5 separate regions of the Homo sapiens genome follow, and all the other regions are linked to region 5. Evidence: chromatin loops called from intact Hi-C (ENCODE). Cell type or tissue: MCF 10A. All regions are shown on one strand. Links, peaks and the distances in the headings refer to the core of each region. The heading gives the core; the rest is flanking DNA.

Region 1 (6,492 bases), core at 724-5,723, 320 kb before region 5:
TTTGATTTATTTTCATTAATTGCCAGTCATCCAAAAGAATTTATTGAGCACTTGTAGGTACCAGACACTGTTCTAGGCACAGATGTGAGCAAGATACATATGGCCCCTGTTCTAATGTAGCACACAGTGTGGTATTGACACAGAGTAAATGGGTAGTCGTAACATGGGGCTCTGAGAGGGGAAGGAAGCGGGTATCTTAGGAGATACTTAAAGGTCAGGGATGGCTTCATGGAGGAAGGAGTTAGCTGGATGAAGAGTGGTGGGAGCAATGTAGATGCCCAGGTGAGAGTGGGGCCAGCCTGGAGTGGAGAGGGCATTGAGCACACAGCTAGAGTGTCATAACCTGGGGAGGGCGGTTTAGGGAGGTGAAGGAGAGAGATGCTAGGGCTGCCAGAGCAAAGTATCACCGACTGGGTGGTTAAAACAACAGAAATGTATGTTCTCATCATTCTGGAGGCAGGAAGTTTGAGATCCAGGTGTTAGCTGGGTTGGTTTCTCCTGAGGCCTCTCTCCTTGGGTGGTAATGGCCATTTTCCTCTTTGCCTTCACATGGGCTTCCCTCTGTTCGTGTCTGTGTCCTTATCTCCTTTTTGTATAAAGACGTCAGGCATATTGAATTAAGGGCCCCCACACATGACCTCATTTTAACTTAATTACCTCGTTAAAGACTCTATCTACAAATACAGTCATGTTCTGAATTACTGGAGGCTGGGGCTTCAATGTATGAATTTTATGGGACACAATTCAGCCTGTAATGGATGCATAGTCACTGGATCAAGCAAGGCCTTGGAACCATGTTAAGAAACATGGACTTTATCTGGAAGGCAAGGGGGAGTCACTGAAGAGTCTTACACAGAGCGGCGATGCTCATGTTTACATTTGGCAGAGATCTTACAGCAGCGAGGGGAAAATTGGAGAAGGATAGAGTTGGGTTCAGAAGCTATGAGGATGTTGTCTAAGAAAATTCTTGGCAGAGGGAGATTAGGAGGTAGAAACTGCAGAACCTGTGATGGGTCACTCCTGAGGGGCAGAGCAGGGGAGTGTCAAGGTAAGCTGGATTTCTGGTTTGGGCCACTGGGTGCACCATGGAAATCTTCACTGAGAGTCGTGGTCTGGGTGAGGGAAAGGAGGTGAGTCCAACATTAGGGGGGCATGCTGAGTTTCAGGGCCCTTTGGGACATCTGAGTGGGGCAGGTCTCAAGCTCCTGAAATAATTCTGGGTTGGAGATATGGATTTAGGACTCATTAGCTTGGATGGTAGTTGAAGCCATGGGAATGGATGCGGGAGGGGGGCTAGCCATGAGTTTGAATATTCAGAAGGGAGCTGGCAACTCTTCTTACTAATGCTGGAGACGTGTATGTGCCCAGAATGACTAACACCTCCGCTCATATGAAGGCCCAGTTAATCTTCAAGCCCAGGTTTTCCTCTCTGAGGAACCACTGGGGTCCTGGGGTAAGAGAGGATCTTGGGTCTCCTGGGCATTTTCTCCCTTCCCAAGACCTGAGGATGTTTAATCAATTTTTGATAGTTGATGAGTCACTGGATGCCTTCCCAGCTGAGTCAGCGAAGGTACCCCTCCTGGGAAGCACAACCCAGGCAGTTCCAAGTACCGGCCTTGTTTATCAGAGGGATGGGACGAGAGGGTGAGGTGTGACTTCCCAGAGCAGCGAGCTTCAGTGTCTGACTACATGGGGCAAGGAAAGACACCAGTGGACAAAAGGTATTTGCTGGGCTTAAGGGTGCGTGACGCATGTTTTTGGTAGTAGTAGCAGATTTGTCTTTTTAAGATGTCTTTTTTGAGCCACTTTTAAAATAACAACAGCTGACATTTATAGAATCTTCATCAGCTTCCAGACAATGTGCTAAGCATTTTACCTGCATTGTCTCAATTCGTCCTTACAGGGAAGCACTGTGGTTATTCCGATTGTACTAAGGATGTGATAGAAGTCACACGATGTGACTTCTGAGGCTAGGACATGAAAGCGTCTACCTGGCTCTCTCAGTCTGTCTCAGGATGTATGCCAGGGAGCCACAAGCCAACTTGTGAAATGTTTGGTTACCCTGCAGGTGCTGTGCTGGAGAGAGCATGTGGAGAGACACCACAGAGAGTGATGTCCAAGGATCCTCTGCTGTTCTAGCCTCCAGATGTTTGGTACCAAATGGAGAGTGAGTGAGGCTTCCAACCCCACCTTTGAGCCACCCCAGCTGATCCCAGTAGAGCAGAGATGAGCTGTCCCCACCAAGTCTTGCCCAGATTGCAGATCTGTGAACAAATAAGAATTTTTGCTTGAAGCCTCTATGTTTTGGGGTACTTGGTCACGTAGCCCTAGGGCTAACTGAAGTATAGTGAGAAGTGACAAGATTCAAGGTTGTATAGCTGCTTAGGGGAAGAACAAAGAAAGTACACTCTCCTTGCATTCAAAGGATATTTCTTCAATTTGCTTGCAGTGTGACCTTTGGCAAGCTACTGAACCTCTCTGTGCCTCAGTTTTCTCATCTGTATGATAGGGATGAAGATGGTATTTCTTCAGAAGGTAGTGATGAGGAATAAATATCTCATTCTTGGCATGTAGGAAAAAGCTAGTAAGTAGCTGGGTTGGGGTTTCAATTCAGGCAGTCTAACCCTAGACTCTTTACTGGTAAGCTCAGGTCCAGAACATTCCCACCAATCCCTGAAAAGGAGGCCAGACGGCAATATCCCAGGTACTCCCATTATTTTCCCCCATACGGCATGATTCTGAGTCCTCCTTGGCCGCCCTTCTCTGTTCACTGGGCCTTGATACATGATTCTCTGAACTGAAGGCCGCACCATCACTCCTCTCTGTTTAGTGCAGCCCGAGATTACACTGGCTTTTTTGGCAGTCACATCACATTGTTGACTCATTCTGAGCTGGCAGTCAAAATCCTAAGTGTTTTTATCACATGTGCTAGCATCAAGCTGCATTCCTTCCCATCTAGGATTGGTGCAATTGGAGTTTTAAAAAATCCAACTGCAGAATTGTTTAGTTTATTAGATTTTGCTCATTGTGGTAGTGTGCCTAGGAAAGAATCCAGATGAGCTCCTCTCCAGGGTTCTCGGAGACACCCTGTATCCTTTTAATATACCTTTCCTTTATTTCTGTAGTCCATTTGAGTGGCTTACTGGTACTCACAACACAAAAAGTAAGCCATAGAGTGACTTCTGGGTGGTCCTTGCTCAGGAGGAAAAGAGGTGTGGCAGGGATGCTGTGGTAGAGGGCAGAGAAAGCAAATGGCAGGAGCGTGTGCCGGGTGCCACGTCTGAGCCGTGGCAGACCTTGCAGCTGATCATGACTCTCTTTTCTGCTGAGTCAGGAAATGGCCTCTACTTTGATTAGCTGCCACCTGAATAGGACAGAGTTGAGGACTGAGGACAGAGACTGCTTTCGAAGTGGACCCTGGCATAATTAATCAGGCTTCAAGCACATCGGTTGTTCGGATGGTTCCCAATTCCCCCAAATGTGCTGCCATCTTACCCTCATTTTCTCAGCTTGCCCACAAAGATAAAATGATATTTTTATCAAGTCTCATTTCTTGCTGAACTACAAGTTCTCTAAGTGGCCGCATCACTTGATCCTGCTACTCTGGCGATACTATGTACAGTGCTTGCTGAAGTGGTCACTCTGGTTGGTGGGTGCCACAGAAGGTGGGTGGCTCAGAGTGGACTGAAGAAAGTACCAGAGTCTGATGGACCTCATTTCTGCAGTCAGTGGTGAGGTGCTGGCTCCCATGGTGGGGGGATTTTCCCAGGTGCCTTAGCTCAGGAAACATATGGTGCTCAGTGGAATGGACCCTGGTGTGTCTCCAGTGGTCTGCATAGCTCCTGGGCAATATGGAAGGACAGTGCTGACTCAAGCAGAGCCTGAGCCATCTCTAGACGCTTTCCCACCTTGTCCTTGAGTCCTACAAATTAGGTCCTAATTGGTCTGTATTCTCCCCGCCCCCTTACTCTCCAGCCTAGGGACGTCTTTCCATTCTGGGAATAGGACGCCTTACCTTTACTCCACTCATATTCTCTCAAATATGTTGTATGTGCACGAAGCCTTCCTATTTGCCTATGCTTAAGCTCTTGAAGCTCAAGGTTAATCATTAACTTCTTTTTTTTGCCACCCCTTTGCTTTCTTTTATGTCAGCTCTTCCTTGAGGGAATGAAGGCAGACTGCTGGGCTGAACACAAAAAGGGGAGCAGCCCGGGGTAAAAGGAAATTCTAGAATAAAGAGCACATTGGTTAATAGCTTAGAAATGTTATCCCCCTAGACGAGTAATAGAAAGTTCCTCAAACTCGCCTCAGCAAATTATGGGAACTGATTGTAAGAGGCAGCTTAGGGAAGCCAGGGGTGGAAATGGCTGATTGGACCGGAAGTGGCACAGGCGCCTTGGGGACGTGCTCTCACAGCTTCTCACTTTGGGTGCCACAGTCTCTCATCTCTGGCTCCTCTGAATGTCTACCTCATCTCTTCTCTCTCTGGACTGGCTTTCACTGCATTGGTGGACGTATGACATGAGGATACCCAGCCCTGCCCATGGCCCAATTGCACCAATTAGAAAAGCTGCCCCTTCAAGAAATATTGTAATTGCCATCTGCCAGGAGACTCAGTTAAAAACACACAAATAAGTGAGGACCATACATGCTCAATGGACTGCTGCTGCACGTTTGTGTGCAGTGATGGCAAGTGGGACCCGGAACTCTGGCCTCTGCTTATCCTCAGAAGTGGGCGGCAGAGAAGGAGGAACGTGCTTGAGTCGCAGTCCCCAAAAAGGGAGGAACTCATTGGCCCAGCTTAGGCCTGGTGTCTGCCTACCTGTGGTTCAGTCAGCTGTGGTCGGTGGGCAGGACACACCTGAAGGAGCATATCTTGGCTGTGTGGGTTGGGCAGACATCCCACAATGCTCATGTAGGGGGATTCATCTCATTAACTCTGAGTGTTTCTTCGGCATTCCCCCACTATTTTTAACATATCATTTACAATATTGAATTAATAAGACTGGGAATGAAAGTTCTTTGACAGAACACACATGGTAGTTACTTTTGGGACTAATTGCTCTGCAGGTCGCCTCGTGCATTACCGTCTGCTATTTTTGCTTAAATTATATGTATCTGCTTTTATGTCACTTCCTAGGTAAACCTTACTTCCCCCTATAGGAAACATGGTTCACTCAAACAAAGTAAATAAAAGGGCTTTCCTGAAGGTGTGGGCAGATTTAAGGGAATCTGACAAGAAAAGTACGAGCTAAGAAGGTCTGGCAGCCACTCCCCTGCTAAGCTAGAACAGGCAGGAAGGGAGCACTTACTGGGGCCAGGTGGTGGTAGCTGTAGGGATGTAGGACAGGGCAACTCAGGGGACCTGTGGCCTCATGCAGAGGGAGGCAGCCAATCTATAGCCACCTATCAGGGAGGGAGCTGGGCAAATAAATGTCTCCATCTTGTTCTCCTCCTTCTTCTCTCCAATCTCCTGCCAGTGCCTCCACTGGTTGAACCTAGCTGGGAGCCAGTGGATCAAAGATCCAGTGGACCAAAGGATCCATAAATGTGATCCTCCTGGGGGTATAAAAAAGGATAGAAATAGGTGGAAAGTGGATCTGGGAGTGGCTAAATGGAAAATATCCAGGATGTTCCAAATTGCATTCCTCTGCTATATGCCTTCCCAGACCATTGCACTGCCCCATCACAATGCTCATCCTAGTTTGTCATATCTGCTGAAGGATTAGGCATGCAGAGCATATGCCTCATGGAAGTTAAGGACTGTATCTGACTTGTCATTGCTGTATGCCCAGAACCTATCCCTGCATCTGATTATCAATGATGTGTAATGGAGCTTGGAACGTGAATGGGCACATATGTCTGATGTCCTCACCTGACCATTCTTTGGGAGCCCTTTGGGGATAGTGAATCTCCCAGTACCCTACTTGGGCACAATAAGGACTATTTAGTGAAAGAACATTCACAATTGAGTGAATGGATGAATTCTAAGGGTGGATCACTTTGAAAATACCTGAATGTCAATCTCATGGTACCAAGTTTATATCAGAATTCAACCTCAAATTAACTAACTTCCATTCCAGATCTGTTCCTTTCTTGGTGACATGGCAGCATATACATGCCTCATTTTCTCCTGCCTTATATCCATATCCTCTTGGTCTGGTGGCACACCTTCCATTTCTTCACAAGCAACCTGGGATGATTAGCTTAGGTCCCCAGCCCAGCCCTACTCAATGGATGAGCTTCAACTAAGATGGGGACAAGGAGGCTCTCCTGGGATTTTGCCTCTCAAAACCATGGATCATGTGCCTCTCCTCTCCTTCCACTTTCTTTCTTTTTTTTTTTTTTTGGCTTAAATTAAGCAGAGGTGCCATTTTTTGCTTATATTCAAAGAACTCATATCCTCAGACACCAGGAGGGGAGTTCCAGACTTATGAGGCTATACAATGGTATGGTTAAGGTCTTGGGCATTGCAGCTACATTGCTTGGGCT
Region 2 (6,492 bases), core at 588-5,587, 77 kb after region 5:
AGGGATTTAGGAGGACTAAAAAGATTCAGAGGCAGGATGGGAGCCATCTATTAGGACATGTCCCCAAAGCCTTCACTAGGAGACCCTTCTCCCTCCTCATGGTCACTGCTGCCCCCTGCCCCGCCTCTACTGCTTTTAAGGCACTCTTCTGAGACCTTGATGGTAGAACTGTTTATACTTACCTCCATGGGAATTCAATTGGATTTCATCTAAGGGGTGATGAGAATGGCAGGCCTCAAGAGCAGGACTCTTGCAAAGGGCGAGTGGTGAGCGGTGGGTGAAACTAACACTCCCAGTATTAGACTGCTAGGGAGAAGGGGGCACAGGCCCATTCGTCCCCAACTAATCAACCAGAATGATCTTCCCACCCCATGGGACACAGATGAGTGTCCCTGCCCACCCAAATCACATAAATGCATAAGCTGTAGCCTCAGCCCTTGGAAGCCAAGCCAAGGGGCAGACTGTGAGCCCAGAGCCTGAAAATAGAGTTAATCCTACACTCTCGAGTCTGGACCTCCCCATCCACAAAGCTTTCACCTGAGCCCAGCTGATATCTCCAGCAGCTCCCAGCCCTCCCAGGAAGACCTTCCCAGCTCCCACTCTGGCGCCAGCCCTTGGGTGAACCGCAGGTGGCTGGGATGACTTATTTTCTTAGCTGATCGGTAGCAGCAGCCCAGCTGGCTCATACCTCAAAGGCAGGAATTCCTCCTCTAGCTCATCAGCACTAATTTGTGCCAAGGAGCCAGGGAGGGGACAGACTCTGACCTCCCACAGGCCCCTGCCTGGCACCTGGTCCAAGGCTCAGGCTGTAGTCAATGGAGCCACTGATTACACATGACCTCACGAGCTCAGTCTGCGGTATTATCGGAGTCGGGTATCTCCTTACCACAGGCCCTGCTTGGCCAAAAGTCTCTACCTGGATCCTGGTGGTGATAAACAAGGTAATTGTGAGGGTCTCACCTCACCTTGTTTTAGACAGAGATGAGAAACCCAGAGGACTAAATACCAATGGCTGTGTCGGCCCTCGATGAATGCACTGAGGGGGAACACGTGGCTTTGTATCAATAAATATCAACTGTATGGCATTCTGGAACCATTGAGGTTCTGTGGGGGATACAGACATAGTTTTGGATACTCTCCACATGTAACTACAGCCTAGGTGAAGAGACCAAACTAATGCAATGAACCGTCTTCATCCGATAAGCATTTACTGAGGCCAGGCATGGTGGCTCACACCTGTAATCCCAACATTGGGAGGCCGAGGTGGAAAGATTGCTTGACCCCAGGAGTTTGAGACAAGCCTGGGCAACATAGTAATACCCCAACTCTCTATATTTTTTAAAAAGAAAACATTTACTGAGCACCTACTCTGTGCTAGTCACTGTGATGGAACAACAGCTGTGTTGTCCAAGAAGCCCCTGCCTTCCTGGAGGTTATATTCTCATGAGTGCAACAAGAAATTAACAAGTAATTCATGATAAAGTATAATGGATATTAGTGCATGTTGAGGAATGCAAAAAGAGGGGAGCTTCAATCAGAACATGCTATTGAAAAAAAAAAGGCTTTTTGGGGAAGGCAGAAGGAAGAGGAAGGAAGACACCCATGTTTCACAGGCTTGGAGGGCAGACCATGCATAGACACACCATCTCAGAAGCTAGTGCAGAAATTGAGATGTGAACAGCTCCTCATGTTCAAACCCCAGCTCCACTACTTGCTATTGATCTTGGACAACTTTCTCACTTAGTGCCTCAGTTGTACCATCTATAATAAGATGGTGATAATAATAGTGCCTATCTTATAAGGTGGCTGGGAGGATGAAATGAGTTAATTAACACAAGGAAGGCTCTTACTTAGCAGAATAAGTCTTCAATATGCAACCACTGATATTGTTGTTATTATGACCAGAGCTTAGCTGAAGGTAGAACAAGGGAAATCATAACAAAAGCCTGAATCCAAGTCATCCTGATGGAACAAAGTCATGGGACTTGGTGACAGGCTATGTCCTGGTAACTGAGAAGGAAGAAGAACCAGCATGGATTCTCTCATTGTTGATGAACAGAATGGAAACTGCAATAAGCCCTGAATTAGGACACCGAAAGACCTGTCTTGCTTTCTGGCTCTGACATTTGGTAGCAGGGTAACATTGGAAAATCACTTGAGACTCTTTGCCTCAGTTTTCACATCTATAAAATGGAGAAAACATTGGCTGCTCTGCCAACCATACAGGGTCATACCTCAAAGCAAGCAAAAAAGTGAGTGTGATGGCCTTTTAGTCACATTGCGAAGTGCTACTACCATCATGGGAATTATTATTATCCTAAAGGTTGTAGCTTGGGAAAACAAAAGTACATGCTTCATACTGAATCTCCAATGATGATAAAGAAATTCTAGGCCTCTTTTCTTCTTTTATTTGCTTTTTAAATTTCTGAGGCTGTGCTTCTTAAACTCCTGTGCGTACAAAATACCTGGGGATCTTGGTAAAATGCAATCTGATTCAGGAGGTCTGGAGAGAGGCCTGGGTCTCTGAATGTCAAACAAACTCACAGGTGAGCAGTTCACTGCTGCTGCTGGTCCACGGACCACACTTTGAGTAGCAAGGTTCTCTAGCAGACCATATAGAAAAAGTGGTCATATTCCTCAGGGTGAGCTGACAGAGTAGACAAAGGGGAGAGGTGTTCAGGATCCACAGCTGTAGGGGCCCAACAAGCTGCCCCCCACCTGCCTTTATTGACAATCATTCTGTGTGCTTGCTAAGTATCAAGCACCATGCTAGATGCTTGGCAAATATTTGCTAATATAATCCCTGCAATATCCCTATGTAACTGATACTATTATTGTCCCTATTTTACAGATTGAAAAAAACTAAGGCCCAGAGAGGTTAAATTATTTGCCCAAGGTCACACAGCACACAGTCCTTCTACCTCCAACTCCAGAGCTGAGCCCAGAGCAGAAGGTAATAAAACACAGCACATTCTGTGATCAGCTCCCACTCCAAACCACAGAGCAGAAAATCAGCTGCTGAACATACACTCCTGAAGGCTGAGTCATTCCATGGCAATGGCCTAAAGAAACAGTCCCAGATCTTCCTTGGTTCCTGTCCCACCCAACCTTCCTCTCGCTTCCATTCTGTGAGCTACCTAGAATCTAATAAACCTCTTCTTTTTGCATATCACAGGGTTTTAAAGCTTTGGCTCTGGAGCCGGACTGCCTGGCTTCCCATCTTGGCTTCACCACTCACTAGTTACTTAACTGCTCCAAGGTTCAGTTTTCTCATCTGTAGTGTAGGGATAAGAATAGTACCGACTCCACAGTGTTGAAGAGAACTAAATGGGATCATGCATGTTGAGCCCTTAGCCCAATGTCCTATACACAGCACAGGCTCTATAGCTGCTTCTAGTATGATTATTAAGGTAAAAGTAAGAGTAGGTTTGTAGCCGCTGTTATGTTAAATCAGCCCACCACACCCCAGCCACCTGACACCCTCCCTGGATGCCTTGAGAGGCCTCCAGGGTTTCAGGGCTTGGGCAAGCGTGAGTGATTCGCACTCTGGCAGGAAGTTCCAGGCTATTGCACCTGCCAGCAGTGCTCGACTCTCCTTCTCGTAGAGAATGGGGAATGTGTCACATTTATGGGGGCCCTTTATTGCACATCAGGGAAGCGCTTTGCACAAATGTTTGGATCAAGTTTTCATGACTCTGGCCCCAGGCCTGCTATGAATCAGTCTTGCAGTCCCAGCTTACTCACTCCAGAGATGGTCCTGAGGCTGTGGTTTCCATCTCTGCCTGCCTCCCACCTCTCCTTCTTCCACTCCTACCTGCTGTCACCAGCCACCACCTTGAATCCCCCAGGAACCCAGGACGAAAGAGATGTGGGGTGATGTGAATGACAATTGCCACGCTGGCCCTCCAGGATGTGTTAACTGCTGTTAAAAGATACTCCAAGTCATTATTGTAACATTATGAGGACTGAGCTGATTGCCGCTAATCTCAGACTCCCCTTGTGTTCCTAATGGAGGGGAGCCGCCTTGTGTGAAAAATCCCATTTTGTGTCACTCTTCTAAAATTTCATTTAAGAAAAATAGGGGCAAAATGTGATATTCAGCAATGGAAAATGAGTAAGATAAGGATTTAAGTACAGAGCAAGTGAATCACAAAATAGAACTTCGTGCAGTCAGGTAAGCACTGAAGAGAGCAGACACACAGGAGGAGTGAAGGGGTAGAGGACATCAAATCGCCCTTCTGATCCACTTTCACCACCTCTGATGACATCAGCAAGAAAGTCTCTTTTTGTGTTAGTGTGTCTTTAACACCCTTGGACACAAGACAATCTCCCTTTGTTAACAAACGGAGAGCAGGCCCACACCAATAGGCAAACAGCACAGCTTGCTTGGGTTAAAATCCCCGCTAAGGCACACAGGCACTCTGTGACCTTGGAGACGTTAATAAACCTCTCCACGGCTCAGCGTCTTCCTCTGTGAAATGGGGTTAATAGTAGTCCTTCTTTCATAGATTTACCGTGGGGATTCAATGAGTAACTTCACAGGAAACAGGTTTGTCACTCTGCTGATGTGAGCAACCATTACGTGGCAGCTGACAGTATCTGAATTGAATATAATTGCTTTGTTCTCATTGTACTTATTTTTAGGATTATTTTCTAGTTAGGGAACGTGATACTGGTTTTTCATTTTTAATAGCAATACAAAGTATATTTGTAAGAGATGTACTTAAAGTCACCCAAAAATAGTATATTAACAATAGAACAGATAATATGAGGTTGTGGCAAAAATTGTGAAAGTGGTACTTGAATAACTAAATTTTGGGAAGCCTGATCCTGTCTAATTTACTCATTTTACAAATGCAAACCTGAGGCCCAGAGAGGGAAAGTGAATTCCCAAAGGTCACACAGCAAGCTAGCAGCAAAGTGGTTCTAGAATTCAGAACCCAGCTGAAAGTTTTACCTAACACACTGTATTCAGGTCACTCAAAATAATAAGAGCTGTCTAAGACAAACCCACAGTCAATATCATACTGAATGGGCAAAAACTGGAAGCATTCCCTTTGAAAACTGGCAAAAGACAGGGATGCCCTCTCTCACCACTCCTATTCAACATAGTGTTGGAAGTTCTGGCCAGGGCAATTAGGCAGGAGAAGGAAATAAAGGGTATTCAATTAGGAAAAGAGGAAATCAGATTGTCCCTGTTTGCAGATGACATGATTATATCTAGAAAACCCCATCATCTCAGCCCAAAATCTCCATAAGCTGATAGGCAACTTCAGCAAAGTCTCAGGATACAAAATCAATGTGCAAAAATCACAAGCATTCTTATACACCAATAACAGACAAACAGAGAACCAAATCATGAGTGAACTCCCATTCACAATTGCTTCAAAGAGAATAAAATACCTAGGAATCCAACTTACAAGGGATGTGAAGGACCTCTTCAAGGAGAACTACAAACCACTGCTCAATGAAATAAAAGAGGATACAAACAAATGGGAGAACATTCCATGCTCATGGGTAGGAAGAATCAATGTCATGAAAATGGCCATACTGCCCAAGGTAATTTATAGATTCAATGCCATCCCCATCAAGCTACCAATGACTTTCCTCACAGAATTGGAAAAAATTACTTTAAAGTTCATATGGAACCAAAAAAGAGCCCATATTGCCAAGTCAATCCTAAGCCAAAAGAACAAAGCTGGAGGCATCACGCTACCTGACTTCAAACTATACTACCAGGCTACAGTAACCAAAACAGCATGGTGCTGGTACCAAAACAGAGATATAGACCAATGGAACAGAACAGAGCCCTCAGAAATAATGCTGCATATCTACAACAATCTGATCTTTGACAAACCTGACAAAAAGAAATGGGGAAAGGATTCCCTATTTAATAAATGGTTCTGGGAAAACTGGCTAGCCATACGGAGAAAGCTGAAACTGGATCCCCTCCTTACACCTTATACAAAAATTAATTCAAGATGGATTAAAGACTTAAATGTTAGACCTAAAACCATAAAAACCCTAGAAGAAAACCTAGGCAATACCATTCAGGACATAGGCATGGGCAAGGACTTCATGTCTAGAACACCAAAAGCAATGGCAACAAAAGTCAAAATTGACAAATGGGATCAAATTAAACTAAAGAGCTTCGGCACAGCAAAAGAAACCACCATCAGAGTGAACAGGCAACTTACAGAATGGGAGAAAATTTTTGCAATCTACTCATCTGACAAAGGGCTAATATCCAGAATCTACAATGAACTCAAACAAATTTACAAGAAAAAAACAAACAACCCCATCAAAAAGTGGGCGAAGGGTATGAACAGACACTTCTCTAAAGACATTTATGCAGCCAAAAGACACATGAAAAATTGCTCACCATCACTGGCCATCAGAGAAATGCAAATCAAAACCACAATGAGATACCATCTCACACCAGTTAGAATGGCTATCAAAAAGTCAGGAAACAACAGGTGCTGGAGAGGATGT
Region 3 (6,492 bases), core at 1,006-6,005, 190 kb after region 5:
AAACAGTTTCTCCACCCACTGACTCCCCTGAGGTCATTGGCTTGTTTGACACTGACTGTGAAATAAATCAAATCAAATTTATAATCCCAGAGTCCCAGAATGTCAGGGCCCAGAGGGATGTTAGAAACCACCCAGCCCATGGCTGGCATTTTGTAGACCAGATAAATGATGCTTTAGGTCCCCACGCCACACTGCAGTCTCTGAGCCTGCTCATTGCCTCATTTCTTCAGCCAATATTGAGTGAAGGCCAATGGATTTAAGAATATGTAAAGTCAGCGCTTTGGGAGGCCGAGGCGAGGTTAGGAGTTCAAGACCAGTCTGGTCAACATGATGAAATCCTGTCTCTATCAAAAAATACAAAAATTAGCCATGCGTGATGACATGCACTATAGTCCCAGCTACTCGGGAAGCTGAAGCAGGAGAATCACTTGAACCTGGGAGGTAGAAGTTGCAGTGAGCCGAGATTGCACCACTGTGCTCCAGCCTGGGCAACAGAGTGAGACCCTGTCTCAAAGAAAAAAGAATATGTAAAGAATAAAAAGATTCCTCCATTTATGCCCCACAGTAAGGAGATAGGGACAGGGGACCACAGGCACATCAGGAACTAACGAGGGGGCTGCTGGGGGCTTAATAACAAAAGATTTCATTTAAAAACTGTCTTTCTCAGGGACCTCAGACTGGTGCTGCCATCTGTCTGAGTGGTGCTGCCATCCGTCTGATTTCATTTCAAACCTCTCAAATCATCAGGTTTCATTTTCATTTCAAATCTCTCAAATCATCTCATTTCATTTTAAACCTGTCTCTCACCTGTGAGGGACCTCGCACTGGTGCTGCCGTCTACCCATTTCTTCATCTGTAAAATAGGGATAATCCCACCCTGCTCAGGGAGCTGTTGTCAGGATTAAATGAAACAGGAGCTAAAAAAGTTGGCGGCACATAACAAGGACCCAATACGCACAGCATCTTTTGGCTTGTTTTTCAGCTTTTTTTTTTTTTTTTTTTGAGACAAGGTCTCGCTCTATTGCCCAGCCTGGAATGCAGTGATGCGATCATAGCTCACTTCAGCCTCAACCTCCTGAGCTCAAGCAATCCTCCCACCTCAGCCTCCCGAGTAGCTGGTCCACAGGTGTGGGGGCCACCACACCTGGCTATTTTTTTTTTTTTTTTTTTTTTTTACTTTTTGGCTTGTTTGGTTTTTAGCTTTTATTTCTTTTTCTTTTCTTTCTTTCTTTCTTTTTCTTTTCTTTTCTTTTTTTTTTTTTTTTTGAAACAACGTCTATGTTGCCCAGGTTGTTCTCAAACTCCTGGACTCGTGCGATCCTCCTGCTTCAGCCTTCCAAAGTCCTAGGATTATAGCCATGAGCCATTGCACCTGGCCTTTTAGCTTTTAGATAACATTCATTGGATTTTCCCCAGTTACAGAAGGAATTTGTGTTCATGGAGAACATTTTGGAAAACACCAAAAAGCACAGAGAAGGAAAATTCACCCATAATTTCCCCACACTCAAAGATAAGCACAGTTGACATTCCAGTACACACCCTCCCAGACCTTTCTATACATGAGCATTATGTTGAGACTTGACAGTGAATAAACAAAAAAAGTATATATATATATATATATATCCACACACATAAGTATGTATATTTTGTTTTCCTGTGAGCTGCATTGTGGTGATTAAGAGCCTCTGTCACAGCTGCCTATATTTAAATTCTAACTCTATTACCTACTAGCTCTGTGGCCTCGGGCAACTTACCTATATCAAATTTGAGTTTCTGTTCCCCTGTGTGTAAGAATCATGGCCCCCCAGGCCAGCCATGCAGGTTGGACACAGTCATCAAGAATTGTTGTAAAGGACAGTATGAATGGTGCCTTCTAGAGCACAGTCATGATGGACTGCCTTGGGAACAGTGGCTGTTGAAGGAGTAACTGGCCCAACAGTGGTTAAGCACTTAGCCCATCGCCTGGCACAGAGTCAGAGCTTGTTAAATGGTAGCTGCTATTCTACAGACATGCCCTGAGGTTTTGATGAGTGGCCCTCAGGTTCACGGAGTGTTGAGACCTCCACTGTTCATTGTTCACTGTTCAGATTTGTTGAATGTCAGCTTAAGGATGACCTGCTGGGGCCATGTCCAGCCAAGAAATGTTTTTCCCTGTGTATATCCTGCTCAATGTGAGCCTTTGACCCTTGCACTTCTCAGTCCCTCTAAATCGCCCTTGGGCACTCAAAGACTAAGTGATGTGGGTGGGCTCACGGCAACATCTGTTCCTCGATTTATCCCTCCTCCCCTCACCACCCCACCCCGGAAAAAAAAGAATAAAATAATAGAAATGCTTCCCACATGTGGTTTCCCAGGGCTGCACCTACATAGCAGGAGAAATTCACTATGGATTTGGGTGGTGTGCAAGATTGAAATGACATCTAGAGATAGCACAAGAAACCGTGAGTCACATATTCAGTCAGTCCATCACTGAGCAAATATCTATTTCAGCACCTACTACGTGTGCCAGGGCCTGGGCTCTCCAGAGACAAAGTGGTTCCCTGTTCACTTCTCTTTCAATCCTTTAGGTTCCTCAGAGAGCAGTGCCTCTCAGTTTAGGGCCAAAATGTCTTCAGCACCTCTCAACCACTGCTAATCTCCCTTTTCGAGAAAGAGGGAGCAGGCCTCATTCACACCACAGTCTGGAGCTATCCAGGAGGTACAAACATTGTTTTGTTTTCATCTTATTTTCTCCACCATGATGTTTTATTTATAGTAAATGATGCAAGTTTTAAAATAGTGATAGAAAGCTTCCTTCAAAAGAATTGAGATACCAAAAACTAATTGACGCAAAGAAAAGCGCTAAGTAAATGGTGGTCCAGGTGGCAGAATGATGAATGCTTAGCAAGCTTTAGACCTGGGATGGGGGAGTCTCAACCCTTTGAGGGTTACTGATCCCCTTGAGACCATGACGACAGCTATGGACCCTAACCAAGAAAATATAGGAATGTTGCCCACAATTTTAGCAGGTTCAGGAACCACGTGGAGACCATAATTCAGCTGGTATTGGAAAGAGCAGTAGGGTAAGTCTCAATGCCCACACAGCACATAGACCTCATCCTCTTCACCACCTTCTTCATCTTGGTAGCAGTGGTACTGGTGGTAACAGCGGTGCTGGCAGTTGTAACAGTAGCAGCGCTCAAAGCAGTCATCATAGCTATACTTATTGAGTGCTTTCAATGTGCCAGGTACTTACCAAGCCTGAGCTCACCTCATCCGTACAGAAAATAATTATTACCCTCCCAATTTTCCAGGAAACCAAGCCTCACCAAACTTAAGGATCTTCTCCAAGGTCGCCCAGCTGAGAATGCCAGGGCTAGGGTTTGAACCCAGATCTACCTACCTGTGATGTCTGAGCAGGTCCTTAACCACTAAACTCCACTGCCTCAATAAATATTTGCTGAAGCAAATGAATGGCAACTTGAACAGGTCGTGGTGGCCACTCTGCCATTCACCAGTTGAGTGACCTTGAGTGAGTCACTCCCCTCACCCTCACTGGCCCTCCATTAAGGAAGGAGGCTTCCCAGGCCTGGCGAGCCATGATTCCAAGAGGCAGGGCAAGGAGCATCAGGAACATTCCATGAGCAAGGGAAGCGGAGGCAGGCTCAGGGCCAGGCTCGGGAACATGCACAGGGGGTTAGTGGCATTGTTAAAGAGCCCAGCGCAGCCCTGACTTCCAGCACAGAGTGTCCAGGCCTTCCAGGAACCCACACTTCCTGTTGTATTTACTCCCCTCACCCAGCAGCTTCACCCACCACACTCTTCTCCAGTGACAGGTCTGTTTGGCTGCCCAGGGGAAACGATCCCTGCCACACATCCTCTTACATGCCTAACAGGCTTAGCATCTTGTTACTTAACGACAGCTTCTTGGTTTCCACCAAGGCAGGCCAGTGCAGCAAACGGGACCCCCCTAATCCCAGCAGCTACTGTGCTGGCAGAGGAAGAAGGAGGAAGGAGGGGGTCGAAAAATTTGTGGCATCTGTGGCAGCCTGGCGGTCCAGTCCCTGACCCACACTGCCCCGCTGTGGTGAAAGTCTAGGGAAGCAGGCACGCCCCAGCAGGGATGGGCAAGGCTTTGGTCTCTGACTTCATGAGGGATCTGAATTTATTTATTTATTTATTTATTTTTTTGACACAGACCAGGCTGTAGAGCAATGGAGCGATCTCAGCTCACTGCAACTTCCACCTCCTGGGTTCAAGCGAGCATTTTGGCTAATTTGTGTATGTTTAGTAAAGACAGGGTTTTACCATGTTGGCGAGGCTGGTCTCAAACTCCTGACCTCAGGTAATCCGCCCTCCTTGGCCTCCCAAAGTGCTGGATTACAGGTGTGAGCCACCATACCCAGCCAGAACTCTGAATTTTAAGGCTGAAAAAGACCCAGCTCACACCACTCAATTAAAGAAAGAAAACAGGCACAAAACTGGAAAGCAGTTCACCCAAAATGATACATGTAGTAAAATAGACCCCAAATATGTTTCCTAAAATTAGATTTCCAGCCCAATCAGGGATTTACAGGGACAATAATTATTATTTAGTTAATTACTATTCATGCAGAGTTGACTGAGTGACAGACACCTGGGATCCAGAGTGCTCATAAGGACTCTACATGTTTTTACCTTGCTTAATCCTCACAACAATCAGAGAGGTCAGTACTATTATTAGCCCATCTTACTGATGAGGAACTAAGGCTTAGGGACAGTATGAAACTGGCCCAAGGTCACATGGCCAGAGCCAGGATTCTATTCCAGGGAGTCCCATTCCAATAAAAAAGGGGACTCCCTGTCAGAAGTCACTGAGGACTTGTTCAGGGTGCAAAGGAGGACAAAATAAAATGAAATGCAAATGGAACAAGAGGGCAAGATCAGTGTTCACCTACCAAACAAGTGAGGATTAAAAAGGCTGAAAGAGCCCAGAGGTGGGGAGTTGTAGGGAAAATGTCAGATTCAGGCACAGTTGATAGGTGGGTAAATTAGTACAACCAGTTCAAAAGGCAATTTGGCTGTCAGGGCTTAAATGTGGAAATGACCCAGTGATTCCTCATGTGAATTTATTGCACAGAAACACCCAAATGTGCATGAAAAAGTGAATGCATGTGGCTTTTCATCACTGCAGTCCGTAATAGCCAAAAATTGGAAATCACCTATAGAGAAGGCATTAAATAAAACTACCATCTATCCAGACAGTAGGATGTAATGCAGCCCTTGTGGGGTGGGGAGAGAAGTGAAATAGCACCACGTACTTTGACAAGGAAATATCTTTTACATACTGTAAGCAAAGAGAGCAATTTGGGGAAAGGTATGTGCAGTATGACCCCATTTTTTTAAATCTGGAAGGATTCCAAATAAAACTGTTAACTCTGATCCCTTCTGCTTAAGTGGAGTATTTTCACTCTAGACTTAACAGATTTTTTGTAATACGTATTTTTTAAATTCAGCATGTATTACTTTTGAAATAAAAAAAATATACAAATCTGGAGGGGAAAAGAAAAGAAATGAAGATATAGCTCCTTTCCAGAAGGAATTTACAATCTGGGTGATGAACTAGGATTCAGCCAGACCTGGGATGGCTTAACATGAAAAAGCAAACAATAAAATAACAAAATATGATCTGCTTGTATGAATTCTATGGGGTACAGAATAAATAAGTCCATCTGAGTTGAGTGGGGCTAATCAGAGCTGAGTTCCTGGAAGAGAATGGGTCAGGATATAAAGTATATTTAGAAAATGGTCACTATTTATTATTTTCAAGATGTCAGACTCTGTGTCAAGTATTTTACATGGATATTTTCATGTGTTCACAGTAACTCTATGACATAGATATTGTCCCCATTTTACAGATGGGAAAATTGAGGCTGAGATGGCTAATTAACTCTTCTAAAGCTGAACAGCCAATAACTCAAGAGAGGTTTCAATACGGGTCTGTGTCATCCCAAGTTCTGGGTTCCAGCCACTTGACCACACTGCCTAATCAGCCAAGGGCAAAGAATGGCCCTTGGCTTCTTCTTCTCAGAGGAATAAACAGTGTAATGAGCCCAAACCCAAAATGTGGCAGTAAATGCCCATGAGAAAAGTTGGCATCACCCCCTCACCTTTGGCTGAACACTTCTCAAGGCCATGGTCCTTGGAGGGTACATTGTAAGAAAACAGAGGCAAAAATCTAGCCCATCATTGTCCCTGACATGGTGCTTCCAGTGTGATGAACGTGAAGAACAACCAAAAAACGTATGCCGCGCAGACATAGGGGGAAAGTAAAATTTATGCCCCCTTCCTAATGCTACATGTGTTCTGTTGAATGGCCTCTTAGCTGCCATGGTGCAACACCACACCCCAAACTCATCTCTGCATTCCCACAGCTTGTCCTCATGCCTAGCACTTAGCAGGAGCTTAGTGTTTGTGGAACGGATGAATGAACGAACAAATGAATGGACATATAGCAAGTTAAATAACTATGAC
Region 4 (6,492 bases), core at 690-5,689, 54 kb after region 5:
ACTGGAAGCCCAGGATCAAGGTTCCTAGTGAGGGCTCTTTTCTGGCCTCCAGAAGGCTGCCTTCTCACCAGGTCCTCACACAGACTATCCTCAGTGTGCTCAGGCAGAGGGAGAGAGGGATGTCTCTCCTCTCTCTCACTTCTTATAAAGCAACAAATGCTATTGGATTAGGACCTCACCTTTAAGCCCTCATTCAACCTTAATTAAGGTAATTACCTCCTAAAAGCCCCATCTCCTAATACAATCACATTTCAGGTTAGAACTTGAAAATATTTGGGTGGGGGAAGGGGATGGGGAATAATTTGATCTTTAGCAGATACCAATGAAGAGTTAATGGGTATCCTAGCAAAACTTATCCCAGGGATCTGAAAGAACAGGAGGATGAAACAGACTTTACCCTGGTGAGGGGACTCTGGCCTCACACGGTCATGTTTATAGCCTGCTTTGCCACTTAGATACTTTTAATCACTGAAAAATAGAAGGAGGCCAGGCACAGGGGCTCACACCTGTAATCCCAACACTTTGGGAGGCCAAGGCAGGCAGATCACTTGAGGCCAGGAGTTTGAGACCAGCGTGGCCAACACGGTGAGACCCCCATCTCTACTAAATATACAAAAATTAGCCAGCATGGTGGCACATGCCTTTAATCCCAGATACTTGGGAGGCTGAGGCACAAGAATCTCTTGAATCCAGGAGATGGAAGTTGCAGCAAGTGAGAGAGAGAGAGAAGATGAAAGGAAGAAGGAAGGAAGGAAGGAAGGAAGGAAGGAAGGAAGGAAGGAAGGAAAGAAAGAAAGAAAGAAAGAGAAAGAAAGAAAGAAAGGAGGGAGGGAGGGAGAGAAAGAATGAAAGAAAGAAAGAGAAAGAAAGGGAAAGAAAGGAGGGAGGGAGGGAGAGAGGGAGAGAAAGAATGAAAGAAAGAAAGAAAGAGAAAGAAAGAGAGCAAGCGAGCAGTTTTCTTGTTTCTAGAATAATTAGTATGGGTCTCCATCCCAAGACAGACTTTTTGGTCCTGTGCTAGAAAAGACTTCCTGAGCTAATTCATTTCATTTATTTCTAAGTATCTTGTTTTCATCATGGCATCTCCTGCAGGAAATGAAAATAGCCAGCAGCTTCGGCATAGAGAGACTGAGAGGTCCCAGCCCAACACCTCAGGACAAAGGCAGGGCATAGCAGATTAAATGCCACCATTGCTGCAGTCGCCTGCTCTCACTTTTCTCTCCCTGTCAAAGCTGATATTGAGTGTACTCTCCCTGTGAATTGAGCATTCTGTCATCAAAAAGCTCGGTGATGAAGCTTATCTCATTTTTAAAATCAAGACTTGTCTCCCGTCTTTAATACTGGATGACTAATACCTAGGTCATTTTTTAAAAACTAAATTAATTTGATGCTCTGATTCCCTGTTGTTGTGCAACAAATTACCTTAAAACGTAGTGGCTTAAAATAGCCATTTTATTTTGCTCACAGTTTTGTCAGGAATTGTCTTTAAACATGACAAGATGATAAAATAAAGTATGACCAATTCAGCAAACATGTATTGAGCACCTACCATGTCTCCATTACACCAGCCTGTCCTGCAGGCAAAAGCAAAGACACAGTGGGGTAGAATTTATGGGTGCATTTGGAGAACTGCAAGTCCTGGGTATGGCTGGAGTTTGGGTTCATGTGGAACCCAACAAGGGACAGGCTTCAGAAGTAGACTGAGGCCAGATCCTCAAAGCCCTCGAATGCCAGGATAAGAAATTTCAACTTCATCCCATAGGGTATGGGCAATAGGGAGCCATGGAAGATTTCAGCAGAGAAGAGTCACTGTCAGATCTATGCTGGGGGATAGGCAGGGAATAGATGCTTCTATGAGAAAAGAGTGAAGCGTCTGGAAATTTGCCCTCTTATTCAACACCTGAGGGGCTCCACAGTTAATATTCACCTTCAGCAGAGCTGACCTCCTGGACCTCATTTTACCCTAGCCCTGTTTCTTTGCCACTGGGTGCAGCTCAGCATGAAGAGTGCATGAGTGAGAGCCACGGGCCTCCTTAGGGGAAAAAGAACAAGTACTGCCCAAGTTGCTACATTGCTCATATGCATTGTTACCCTGAAAGGGTCACAGTCCCTTGCCTCTACAGGGAGTGGGGGATGAGGCTGCCTTGGTGTGGCTCAGAAAACATATTGAGGCTTGGCAGCACCTGAGAACATTTTGAAAAACTTCCCACCAGGTTTTATTTGTTTTGTTCACAGGCCCTTAAAGTTAGCAACAGAAATCACCTCTGAGGGCTTGGTTCCTGATGGCTCTCCAGTTCCCAACAGCTGTGGAGGGCCTCTCCTGGCCCATTTCCCTGACCAACCACTCCCTGCCCCTGTCAGGCCCCTCCCACCTCAGAAGAGGCCACAGCCGCAGGTCAGCTCCAGGCAAAGGCACAGGGTAATTAGAGGCTGCTAATCACTACCACGATAATAATACTAGTGAGTTAGGGAATGATTCACAGATACCAGACACCAACTTAAATACATGTATCCTCTCATCTAATGGTCAGAACAACCCACAAAGGAGGCATAACTATTTTCTTTATCAGATAAACTGAGGCATGGAGAGCAACTCACCCAGTTGCACAGCTAGTATTTGGCAGAACCTGGATGCAAACCTGGCTCTGATTCCAAAGCCGAGGCCTCTTGGCCCTCCAGTCTCCCATTTCTCAGCGCTTCCCTTGGGGAGTTGCCTCTCCTACTGCCCCCTCAGGTACCCAGCCCCCTGCACCTAGATTTTATCATGTAAGCATCCAGTTCTTCCCATATGCAGCTCCTTTGTCTCAGTTGTGTCAACTAATTTTATTACCCTGGGTAAATCCCTTCATTCGCCTGGGCCTCAGTTTCTTCATCAGTAAAATGGGGATGCCCAGTCTGTCTTATAAAGTCAGTCCAGGCACTAAATCAGTTGGTGTGCTCCTGCGGCCCTGGGAACCTGGGATGGGCACTTAACTGTAAAGTCTTCTTATGACAATGCAGAAGTGACTCATCTGGTGAGCAGCCCAAGCCCTTCCTGTAGGCAGTGAGCACTCAGGAGGTTTCCACAAATAGATTCAAGCAACAGGTGTCTGCACCCTGGGTAGCTCGGTACCTGCCAACTCTGCTGGCAATGCTCGCTCTGGGCTCTTTCCACAGAGAGAGGTCACATTCCATGGCCCAGCAGCCCAGCACAAGGAAACAGCCCTGCCCACACACAAGGAAAAGTGGACATTAAGGGTTCTGCTTGTTTTTAAAAGGCTTATGGGCCTCCAAGGCAGAGGAGAGAAGAGCAGGGAGACCAGGTCTAAAGTGAGGGTGGAGACTCTCCTTGTTCCTAGCTGTGGAACAGAAGCACTGTCTCCCCAGGGTGGAGGCCAGCAGCTTTCCCAGCAGGCAGACTATGAACTGCTCTGCTCAGACTTCAGACTTGGGTCTGGCTTAAAAGGAGCACAGAGTCATATTTGCTGGATTAGTTTCCTAGGGCTGCCATAATGAAGTACCACAGACTGGTGACTTAGAACAACAGCAATGTGTTGTCTCACAGTTCTGGAGGCTGGAAGTCCAAGACCTAAGTGTTGGTGGGGCCATGCTTCTCAGAAACCTGTAGGGAAAAGATCCTTCCTTGCCTCTTCCAGCTTCTGGTAGCACCAGGCGTTGTGAGACAGGATCACTCCAGGCTCTGCACTGTTTCTGCTTGGCATTCTCCCTGCTTTACCTCTGTGCATGTCTACCTCTGTATCCAAATTTCCCCCCCACAGTGTTTGTTTTTGTTTTTTGTTTTGTTTTGTTTGAGACAGGGTCTCACTGTGTCACCCAGGTTGGAATGCAGTGGTGCACTCTCAGCTCACTGCAACCTCCACCTCCCAGGCTCAAGCGATCCTCCCACCTCAGCCTCCTGAGTAGCTGGAACCACAGGCACACACCACCATATCTGGTTAATTTTTTGTGGTTTTCATAGTGAGAGTTCCACCATGTTGCCCAGGCCGGTCTCGAACTCCTGAGCTCAAGTGATCCGCCCGCTTCAACCTCCCAAAGTGCTGGGATTATAGGCGTGAGCCACCGTACCTGCCCTTCTTCTTATAAGGAAACCAGCCATTTTGGATTAGAGCCCACCCTAATGATCTCATTTTAACTTGATTACCTCTATAAAGGCCCTATTTCTAAATAAGGTCACATTCTGAGGTACGAGGGAGTAGGACATCAATATATCTTTTTGAGGAGACACAATTCAATTCATAACACCTGCCTTCTTTACCCTGTGTTTAGTGGGGAAAAAATGGGGGCTCAAAAGATTTGAGTTTGAGCCCCAGTTCTGCCAATAACTGGCTACTTGGTTTTGATGAGTGATTTTGACCACAGTTTCTCCTCTTGCTTACTTGGGGAAAAGATTAGATGAGATCATAGAAATCACCAAATTTATAGCCTGAAGTGGCCTCTGAGATCATCCAACATTTCCCAAAGTGTGCTCACCAGAATATTAATCCTGCAAAGTCCCCTTGGGATAAAAAGGAGGGCTGGTTGTGTGAGTCCCTCTCCGAGACTCTCAATATGCATTACCAGAGGGAAGTTCCCGAGAAGTCGCACAGTAAAGAAGCCTTTGTTTGTCCCTGCATCTCCCAAACTCATTTCACTATGGACGCTGTTGTTTGGGTAATCCCTGGTAGCAATCTCTTGATCACTGATCTACATTTGGAAAATGCTCACATAGATTAACCCCTTTAGTGCACATTGGAGAACCAGGATTGAGACTTAGATCACCTTTTACCTGCTCCCAAATCTCTGTCTCAGGCTCAGCTTTGAGGAAAACCCAAATTGAGACAGATGGTTGTTCCTGGGATAAAAACAGCTTTACTGCTAATTTTAAATTTTTAACATTATTTTCAATACTATGTACTCAGTAAATTTTCAAACAACACAGAAAAGAATAAGGAAGATAAGTAAAACTCACCTTAAATCTTCCTACCCTAAAATAACCAACTGATGTGGATTACTTCTTTATTACTCTATTATTTCTGCCATTTTTTTTTTTTTTTTTTTTTTTTTTTTTTGCAGACAGGGTCTCACTCTGTTGCCCAGGCTGGAGTGCAGTGGCGCAATCTCCGCTCACTCCAACCTCCACCTCCCAAGCTCAAGTGATTCTCATGCCTCAGCCTCCCAAGTAGCTCGGATTACAGGCACACACCACCACATTTGGCTAATTTTTGTATTTTTAGTAGAGATGTTGTTTTGCCATGTTGGCCAGGCTGGTCTTGAAATTCTGGCCTCAAGTGATCCACCTGCCTCAGCCTCCTGAATTGCTGGGATTACAGGTGTGAGCCACTGTGCCCAGTCACTTCTGCCACCTTTTGATTGCACGAGGAGGTAATGAAGCTCAGGAACTGGGATAGGAGCTGAACCCAGAATCAGTGAGTTCAGAAGCATATCCTGACATGAGTTGTTGCTTAAATTATAGTCAAGCCCCTTGGCCTCCTTGTGCCTGATTCCTCCTTACCCCTTTAGAGAGCAGTGTCTATGGCAGAGTCTGAAAATTAATAATATTCATGGCTACCATTTATTGGGTTCCTACTACGTACACATAATATTATGTTACACATTATTGCACCCAGGAAATTAACCCTCACATCTTCCCAAGGAGGCAGGTGATACCATTAAGGCTTTGAGAGTTTGACTTGCCTCAGATCTCACAGCTGCTAGCAGCCATAAAGCCAGGACCCTAACTCTGAAACTGACTCCCAATTCTGCCTGACTCTGAAACTTTCTGCATAACTGTAACTCTGTGACTTCATACACTATATGCGGCAAACGTCAGTCCTATTTTCTGACCTCTCAGCTCCTGTTAAATGCCTTTGCTGTGTTTGGAATAGTTTTAGCCCTGTGGATCCTACTACTCCAAAGCAAAACCCAGAAGACTCCAATCAAATCTGGGCCTCCCTTTCAGACTGGATGAAAGTGTGTCCAAGGCTGGGACAATCAGACACACTCCTATAAGACCTTGATTCTAAGAGAGCAACTCAAGGAAAGAGACTTTCCAGGGGATCCATTGTGCTGGCAAGGATGGCAGCAAGAGGTCTGACTTTTGGGGTGACAATGTTTGCAAGGATGAGATCTTGGCATAGCAATAGTGGTGGTTTCTTCTATGGCTTAGTGGGACAACAGTAGGGGCAATGGTCCCTCTGTCAATCTAGTTCTACGGAGCGGTGTTTTCATTGCTCCTTAAGTTTACCTTCAGACCTTGCTCTCCACCTCTCCTGACGATTCTGAGAGCTCTCAATATCCTTTTGATAAATTCCTTCTCTGCCCAATCGGCCAGAGTCAGCTTCTGTTGCTTGCTCCCAGAAAACCTGACAGATGTGTGCTGTATCAGTGAGAGAGAGTGAGACCTCTCACTACACAGAACTCTAGTGGCTTTGGGTGTCTACAAACTGCAAAGCAATGAACAGAGATGGCCAGTTTCTCATCAATTTCTTTAACATAGACAACAAATTCATTAGA
Region 5 (6,492 bases), core at 487-5,486:
TTTGCAAAGTTGTCTTCCAGGAAGCTTGCCCTAGAGACTGTTTATTCAGCCCACCGAACGATTGTATGAAGTATTTAGTAATAATACTCCAACAAAAACAACAAAAATAATAATAAACATTTCTATCTATTTATTAATAAATTCCTTCCCACTTAACTAACTAGAATGGATTCTGTTGTCTGTAATTAGGACCTCTAACTATTATGGAGGAGGAGAAAAGGAAAAATGAGAAGAGGAGGGAAGGAGGGAAATAAGTGAAAGCGGAAGCAACTGGCTGGGCGCGGTGACTCACGCCTGTAACTCCAGCACTTTGGGAGGCCGAGGCGGGCAGATCACCTGAGTTCAGGACTTTGAGACCAGCCTGGCCAACATGGTGAAACCCCATCTCTACTAAAAATACAAAAATTAGCTGGGCATGATGGTGCATCCCTGTAATCCCAGCGACTTGGGAGGCTGAGGCAGGAGAATTGCTTGAACCTGGGAGGTGGAAGTTGCAGTGAGCCGAGATCGCACACCTGCTCTCCAGCCTGGGCGACAGAGCAAGACTCTGCCTTGGAAGAAAAAAAAAAAACGGAAGCAGCAACAAAGATGACGGCTTATTTTCTCTTTATACATTTATTTAAAGTACGTTAAATCCATGCAAATATGTTCATGTCATGCTACATTTTTAAATTTTATTTTTTTAAATATATAATATAATCAATTTTTGCAAAGAAAAAATCATGTACACATATATGCATATAGATTGATAATAAACATTTTAAAGAACACAAACATAACATACACGTTGTTATTTCTAGATAATGGAATGAAAGATATTTTCTTTTTGATTATTTTTAATTGTTCTGGAATAAGCACAGATAATAATAATAGGCACTATTTAATAAATGGTGCTGGGAAAACTGGCTAGCCATATGTAGAAAGCTGAAACCGGATCCCTTCCTTACACCTTATACAAAAATTAATTCAAGATGGGTTAAAGAGTTAAACGATAGACCTAAAACCATAAAAACCCTAGAAGAAAACCTAAGCATTACCATTCAGGACATAGGCATGGGCAAGGACTTCATGTCTAAAACACCAAAAGCAATGGCAACAAAAGCCAAAATCGACAAATGGGATCTAATTAAACTAAAGAGCTTCTGCACAGCAAAAGAAACTACCATCAGAGTGAACAGGCAACCTACAAAATGGGAGAAAATTTTCACAACCTACTCATCTGACAAAGGGCTAATATCAAGAATCTACAATGAACTCAAACAAATTTACAAGAAAAAAACAAACTACCCCATCAAAAAGTGGGCGAAGGACATGAACAGACACTTCTCAAAAGAAGACATTTATGCAACCAAAAAACACATGAAAAAATGCTCACCATCACTGGCCATCAGAGAAATGCAAATCAAAACCACAATGAGATACCATCTCACACCAGTTAGAATGGCAATCATTAAAAAGTCAGGAAACAACAGGTGCTGGAGAGGATGTGGAGAAATAGGCACACTTTTACACTGTTGATGGGACTGTAAACTAGTTCAACCATTGTGGAAGTCAGTGTGGCAATTCCTCAGGGATCTAGAACTAGAAATACCATTTGACCCAGCCATCCCATTACTGGGTATATACCCAAAGGACTATAAATCATGCTGCTATAAAGACACATGCACACGTATGTTTATTGCGGCACCATTCACAATAGCAAAGACTTGGAACCAACCCAAATGTCCAACAATGATAGACTGGATTAAGAAAATGTGGCACATCTACACCATGGAATACTATGCAGCCATAAAAAATGATGAGTTCATGTCCTTTGTAGGGACATGGATGAAATTGGAAACCATCATTCTCAGTAAACTATCACAAGGACAAAAAACCAAACACTGCATGTTCTCACTCATAGGTGGGAATTGAACAATGAGAACACATGGACACAGGAAGGGGAACATCACATTCTGGGGACTGTTGTGGGGTGGGGGGAGGGGGGAGGGATAGCATTAGGAGATATACCTAATGCTAAATGACGAGTTAATGGGTGCAGCACACCAGCATGGCACATGTATACATATGTAACTAACCTGCACATTGTGCACATGTACCCTAAAAGTATAGTAATAATAAAATTAAAATAATAACAATAATAATAATAATAATAGGCACATCTCATTTTCTCCATACCCTATTCTTATTCTCTAATCTTGGTGGGTAATAAGTTTTTCAGACACTTCAGTCCTTGCAAATGGATGCAAGGCCTAATATACAGTACACATTTATCCCTAAATGGTGTCCCTATTTTTACAGAAAAGCAAGGCTCAGAGAGATGGCATAACTGATCCAACTGAACTCCTTTTAACATGCTAACCTCTACAGGTAACAAATGCCAGCCAGGACATTAGCAAGAAGCACTGGCTTCTAACCATTTTGGTCATTTAATAGCTATGTAAGCACTGGACTTTTCCAACTTCTGTGAGCCTCTGTTTCTTTCACCTGAAAATTGGGTATAATAATGGCACCTACCTCCCAGGGCTGGTGTAAGTCTCCAATGAGATATACATATGGAAAGCTAAGGACACTGCTTAGCAATAAATGCTCAATAAATATTAGCTGCTACTATTACTATTATTATCCTACTGTAATAGGGTTACTATCATTAGCCTACATTATTACTATTTTATATTACTCTAATTACTATTACTACAGTTCTTATCCTACTGTAATAGAATTCTATCGCTCCTATTTCTTTAATTCTGAGAGAGTCAGGTTGAGATGCTGCCCTAATTATCTGTGTGTTCCCAGTATCCAGCATAACAGATACTAATTTAAACGAGTGAGGGTGTGGGTGGATGGATGGATGGATGGATAGATGAATGGATGGATAGATGAACTGAGACAGGTAGAGAGATGGGATGTAAATAAATGTGTGCTATGGACAGGTGGATAGAGGGGACCTTAAGTAACTTAGTATGTCAAATGCCTGAATAGGAAGGCCGGTAGGTGGTTGGCAGAAGAGTGGACGGGTGGATGAATGATCGAACGGGTGGATGGGTGGGTGGGTGGATGGATGAAAGAGAGGGGTCTTAAGTGACTTAGTGTGAGAGCCTGAATGGCTAACGGTAGAGCAGGTGACTGAATGAGGGGTGGACGGACGCCCAGATGCCTGCTTCCTGGCTTTTCTCCCGCTCTGTCTTCACAGCCTGCCCTTCCTCGGCTCCAAGGCGCCCCCGAGGGGTGAGCTTCCTGGGCGCGCTCCGCAGCGCCCTCCGCCCCTAGCTCGCGGGGAGGGCGTCGCGCGGCTGTTCAGCGGGGCAGCGGCCTAGCGGCGCGGACCTGGGTCTCCTCCCTCGCACCGGGCCGAGCGCCGGGCTCGTCTGCATTGACGTCTGCGGCGGCGGCGGCGGCAGCAGCCGGGCTCTCGGGAGCCTGGGTGAATTATGATGCACATCCACCGCGGCTGCTAAAAAAAGGGCAGTGACTCACCACCGGCCGCGGAAACTTCCACGAGCGCCGGCCGCAAAAAGGCGGGGGCGCCAGGCCAAGGGCGGCTGCGCCCGGGGCGCGCGGCAGCAGCCAGGTGTGTCTCGAAAGCAAAACGGCGAGGACCGTGGCGCGGGGTCGGGCGGGAACCGGAGAGACCTGGGGCCTGCGCCTCGGCTGCTACCGGCCTGGGTTCCACAGCTTGGCGCTCAAAGCCAGCCCTTGCCCGGAAGAAAAAAAAAAAACAGATGTGATGTGGCAGGTGACAAAGGGGAGAGCAATAGCTCATACTCATCGCTCTACTACATGTGCTAAGGTCATAATTCACTTAACCCTCAAAACAGCCCTGAAGGCAGGTCACGTGATTATCCCTGCTTTACAATGGGGATACTAAGGCCAGAGAGAGAAAGGGGCTTGCCAGCGGTGGCAGAGCTCTCAGTATACCCAATAAAATAGTAATGTGGCAGCACTGTGGAATCCCTGCCGTGTGCCCAGGCCTGTGCTGGTGCTACAGAGATGGACAAGAGTGGTCCCGCTGCGAGGAGCTCACCGTATAGCACTCTTTCTGAGATATGTCCAGAAGCATTTACCTGGGGGGACTCAATTCCATCCCCTTCCACCCGACAAATATTTTCGAGCTCTGCTGTGTGCAGAGAACAATGGCAGAGGAGACAGAGGGTTACAAAGGTGACTAAGGCAGCCTTAATTTATTTTTTGTGCATTCACCAAGTAGTTAGTAAGCACCTACCATGTGCCAGGTGAGCGAGGTAACACTGACCTGTCCCAGCTCTCATGGAGCGCACGTTCTAGCAGGGAAGACGGGTAAACAAGGTGTGAGAAACGCTACATTAGGGGGCTGGAGGCACACGCAATACAGCGAAGGAGCACCCAGCCTAACCTAGGCAATCAAAGAAGGTTTCCAGGTGGCAGTAACTTTGAAGCCAAGGCTGGGAAGCTAATTGGAAGTTAAGCATATGGAGAGGAGGTTCGGGAAGAGAGTTTCACTCAGAGAGAACAGCATGTGCCTAACCCCAGAAGTGCCAGAGATCATGACGGGTTTGAAAAACTGAAAAGCATTCAGTATACCTGCAGCAATGGGGGCAAAGGAGGAAAAGTGGAAAACAGGAAGCTGGGAGCGGGTTCACCCCAGGCACCTGTTTGAGGGCTAGCGACTTAGCCAGAGGGCAAACGAGCTAACAGCTCAGACAATAGCCAGCTGCATTTACAAGGACAGAGGGAAATCAGTTCTATTGGTAACAAAGCCGGCAGAATGAATGCCCTACTGGTGGGAAAGGAAGATCAGGGAGAGCTTCCTGGTGAAGGAGGCATTCAGGCTGTCCCTGGTTGATAGAGTTTCTGCAGAAGAGGAAAGGAGAACAACTAGGAAGAGGCATGGATGCCATAGCGCCTCACCCAGGCCCTTCACGGATCCTCTTGAAAGGCCAGAGAGCCATTTGCAAGACTAGGGCTAATGCAGTAAGCTTCTTCTAGGGTCTGGGGTATGGGCGAAGTGGCCTTCAATGAGCTCCATGTGAAAAGGAGGCACAGCCCTGGTCTTTAAAGAAGCTTCTTCTATCCATTGGTGCTGGCAACCGAAAAACGGAATTCATGTAATTATTCTACAATATGTACTGAGTATTTACTGTGTGCCAGGTGCTGTGATAGGCACTAGAAATTCATTGGAGGGCAATAACAGACATGGTACCACTTTCATGGAGATTAATTCTGGAAGGGAATAGGTCAATTTTTAAAAAGACACAAATAACTGTGAAATTCCCACCATGAGAGTGCCCCCAGACACAGGTAAGTGGTCTTATGAGAAGGCAGGTGAGGACTGCTGTATTCTAAAAGGCATGGACAGGATGCTTTAATGATGTAACAGTTGCGCAGGATCTAAAGGATGAGAAGAAAGTAACAAAACATGGGTGAGAGGGGCAGTGCTTCAGGCAGAGGGGACAGGCCAGGCAAAGCCCTCAGGGAAAGGCCAGTGTGACTGGAATAAAGAATGGGGAGAGGGTTGGGAACAAAATAAGACTATCCTAGGAACAATGGGATGTCACCCTGCCTGTAAGCTGGGCAAGTGCCATGGGGATGCAGAGAACCAGAGAGGACCAGAGAGCCTTGCTCTTTATTCCTTGCACCTCATTTCTGTTTAACAGTAACTCTGCAGCTGGGTGTGGGGGCTCATGCCTGTAATCCCAGCACTTTGGAAGGCTGAGGCGGGTGGATCACCTGAGGTCAGGAGTTCGAGACCAGCCTGGCCAACATGGAGAAACCCTGTCTCTACTAAAAATGCAAAACTTAGCCGGCCATGGTGGGGGGCGCCTGTAATCCCAGCTACTGTGGAGGCTGAGGCAGGAGAATTGCTTGAATCCGGGAGGTGGAGGTTGCAGTGAGCAAAGATTGCACCACTGTATTCCAGCTTGGGTGTCAGAGGAGACTCTGTCTCAAAAAAACAAAAAACAAAAAAAAAACTCCGCAAGGTTCTAACCTCCATCTTAATGAGATGAAACCTGACACTCAGAGAAATAAAGTGACTTGCCCATGTCCACAGCTAGTTAAGTTGAAGAAACCAAGATCCAAACCACAGTCTCCATAACCCATGATCTTTCTACCGGGGATGAGATCAGCCTCCCAGAAGAAGGTCAACCCAGAAGTTAGTAGAAAGTAGGATGTGGATAGCCAGATGGGAGGTGAAGAGACCTTTCCCAGAAGGGCAAGATATCATCAGCAATGTAGGGACGAGACTAAGATGGCATGAGAGAAGCAATACAGAAGCTACCTACATAGAAGAAAAGACTAAAGGAATTAAACAAAGAGATTTCTCTCAGTGGCTTATCTCTGAGGATTGTGACTAACTTTTTCTTTTCTTTTTTGAGACAGAGTTTCGCTCTTGTTGCCCAGGCTGGAGTGCAATGGCGTGATCTTGGCTTACTGCAACCTCCGCCTCCCAGGTTCAAGCGATTGTCCTGCCTCGGCCTCCAGAGTAGCTGGGACTACAGGCATGCTCCACCACGC

Evidence for each region. Hi-C counts contacts between places; a loop is a spot of excess contacts. Peaks named below come from ENCODE experiments on the same cell type or tissue, not always from the same donor. Only the 100,000 strongest peaks of a DNase experiment are listed, where the experiment ranks them.
Region 1: it touches region 5 in a loop (2.4-fold over the local background); 22 of 110 quality-filtered maps call a loop at or near these places.
Region 2: a loop joins it to region 5, with 2.9 times the contacts of the local background. A loop is called at or near these places in 3 of 110 quality-filtered maps.
Region 3: a loop joins it to region 5, with 5 times the contacts of the local background. A loop is called at or near these places in 4 of 110 quality-filtered maps.
Region 4: a loop joins it to region 5, with 2.7 times the contacts of the local background. A loop is called at or near these places in 6 of 110 quality-filtered maps.

What each region holds. Positions count from the first base shown.
Region 1 is chr5:159,448,567-159,455,058 of GRCh38, forward strand. LINC01845 (long intergenic non-protein coding RNA 1845) reads right to left here. Exons shown (of 7, transcript NR_027110.2): 5 at 4,823-4,965; 6 at 4,016-4,227; 7 at 1-890. Among named protein-coding and RNA genes, the nearest start is that of LINC01845, 14 kb to the right of the region's middle. In MCF 10A, for the core only: no CTCF peak of the experiment used is centred there; DNase peaks (open chromatin) are centred at 1,585 and 2,865.
Region 2 is chr5:159,846,748-159,853,239 of GRCh38, forward strand. The region is part of intron 2 of LINC01847 (long intergenic non-protein coding RNA 1847); the gene reads right to left. Among named protein-coding and RNA genes, the nearest start is that of LINC01847, 21 kb to the right of the region's middle. In MCF 10A, for the core only: no CTCF peak of the experiment used is centred there; DNase peaks (open chromatin) are centred at 3,034 and 3,554.
Region 3 is chr5:159,961,687-159,968,178 of GRCh38, forward strand. All of the region lies in intron 1 of ADRA1B (adrenoceptor alpha 1B), which reads left to right. Among named protein-coding and RNA genes, the nearest start is that of TTC1, 44 kb to the right of the region's middle. In MCF 10A, for the core only: a CTCF peak has its summit at 4,041; a DNase peak (open chromatin) is centred at 4,075.
Region 4 is chr5:159,823,565-159,830,056 of GRCh38, forward strand. All of the region lies in intron 2 of LINC01847 (long intergenic non-protein coding RNA 1847), which reads right to left. Among named protein-coding and RNA genes, the nearest start is that of LINC01847, 45 kb to the right of the region's middle. In MCF 10A, for the core only: no CTCF peak of the experiment used is centred there; DNase peaks (open chromatin) are centred at 2,297 and 3,037.
Region 5 is chr5:159,770,026-159,776,517 of GRCh38, forward strand. No RefSeq gene overlaps it. Among named protein-coding and RNA genes, the nearest start is that of LINC01847, 98 kb to the right of the region's middle. RefSeq lists enhancers at 3,012-3,526, 3,448-3,577, 3,527-4,039, 3,688-3,777, 4,455-4,962 and a silencer at 3,228-3,277. In MCF 10A, for the core only: no CTCF peak of the experiment used is centred there; a DNase peak (open chromatin) is centred at 3,456.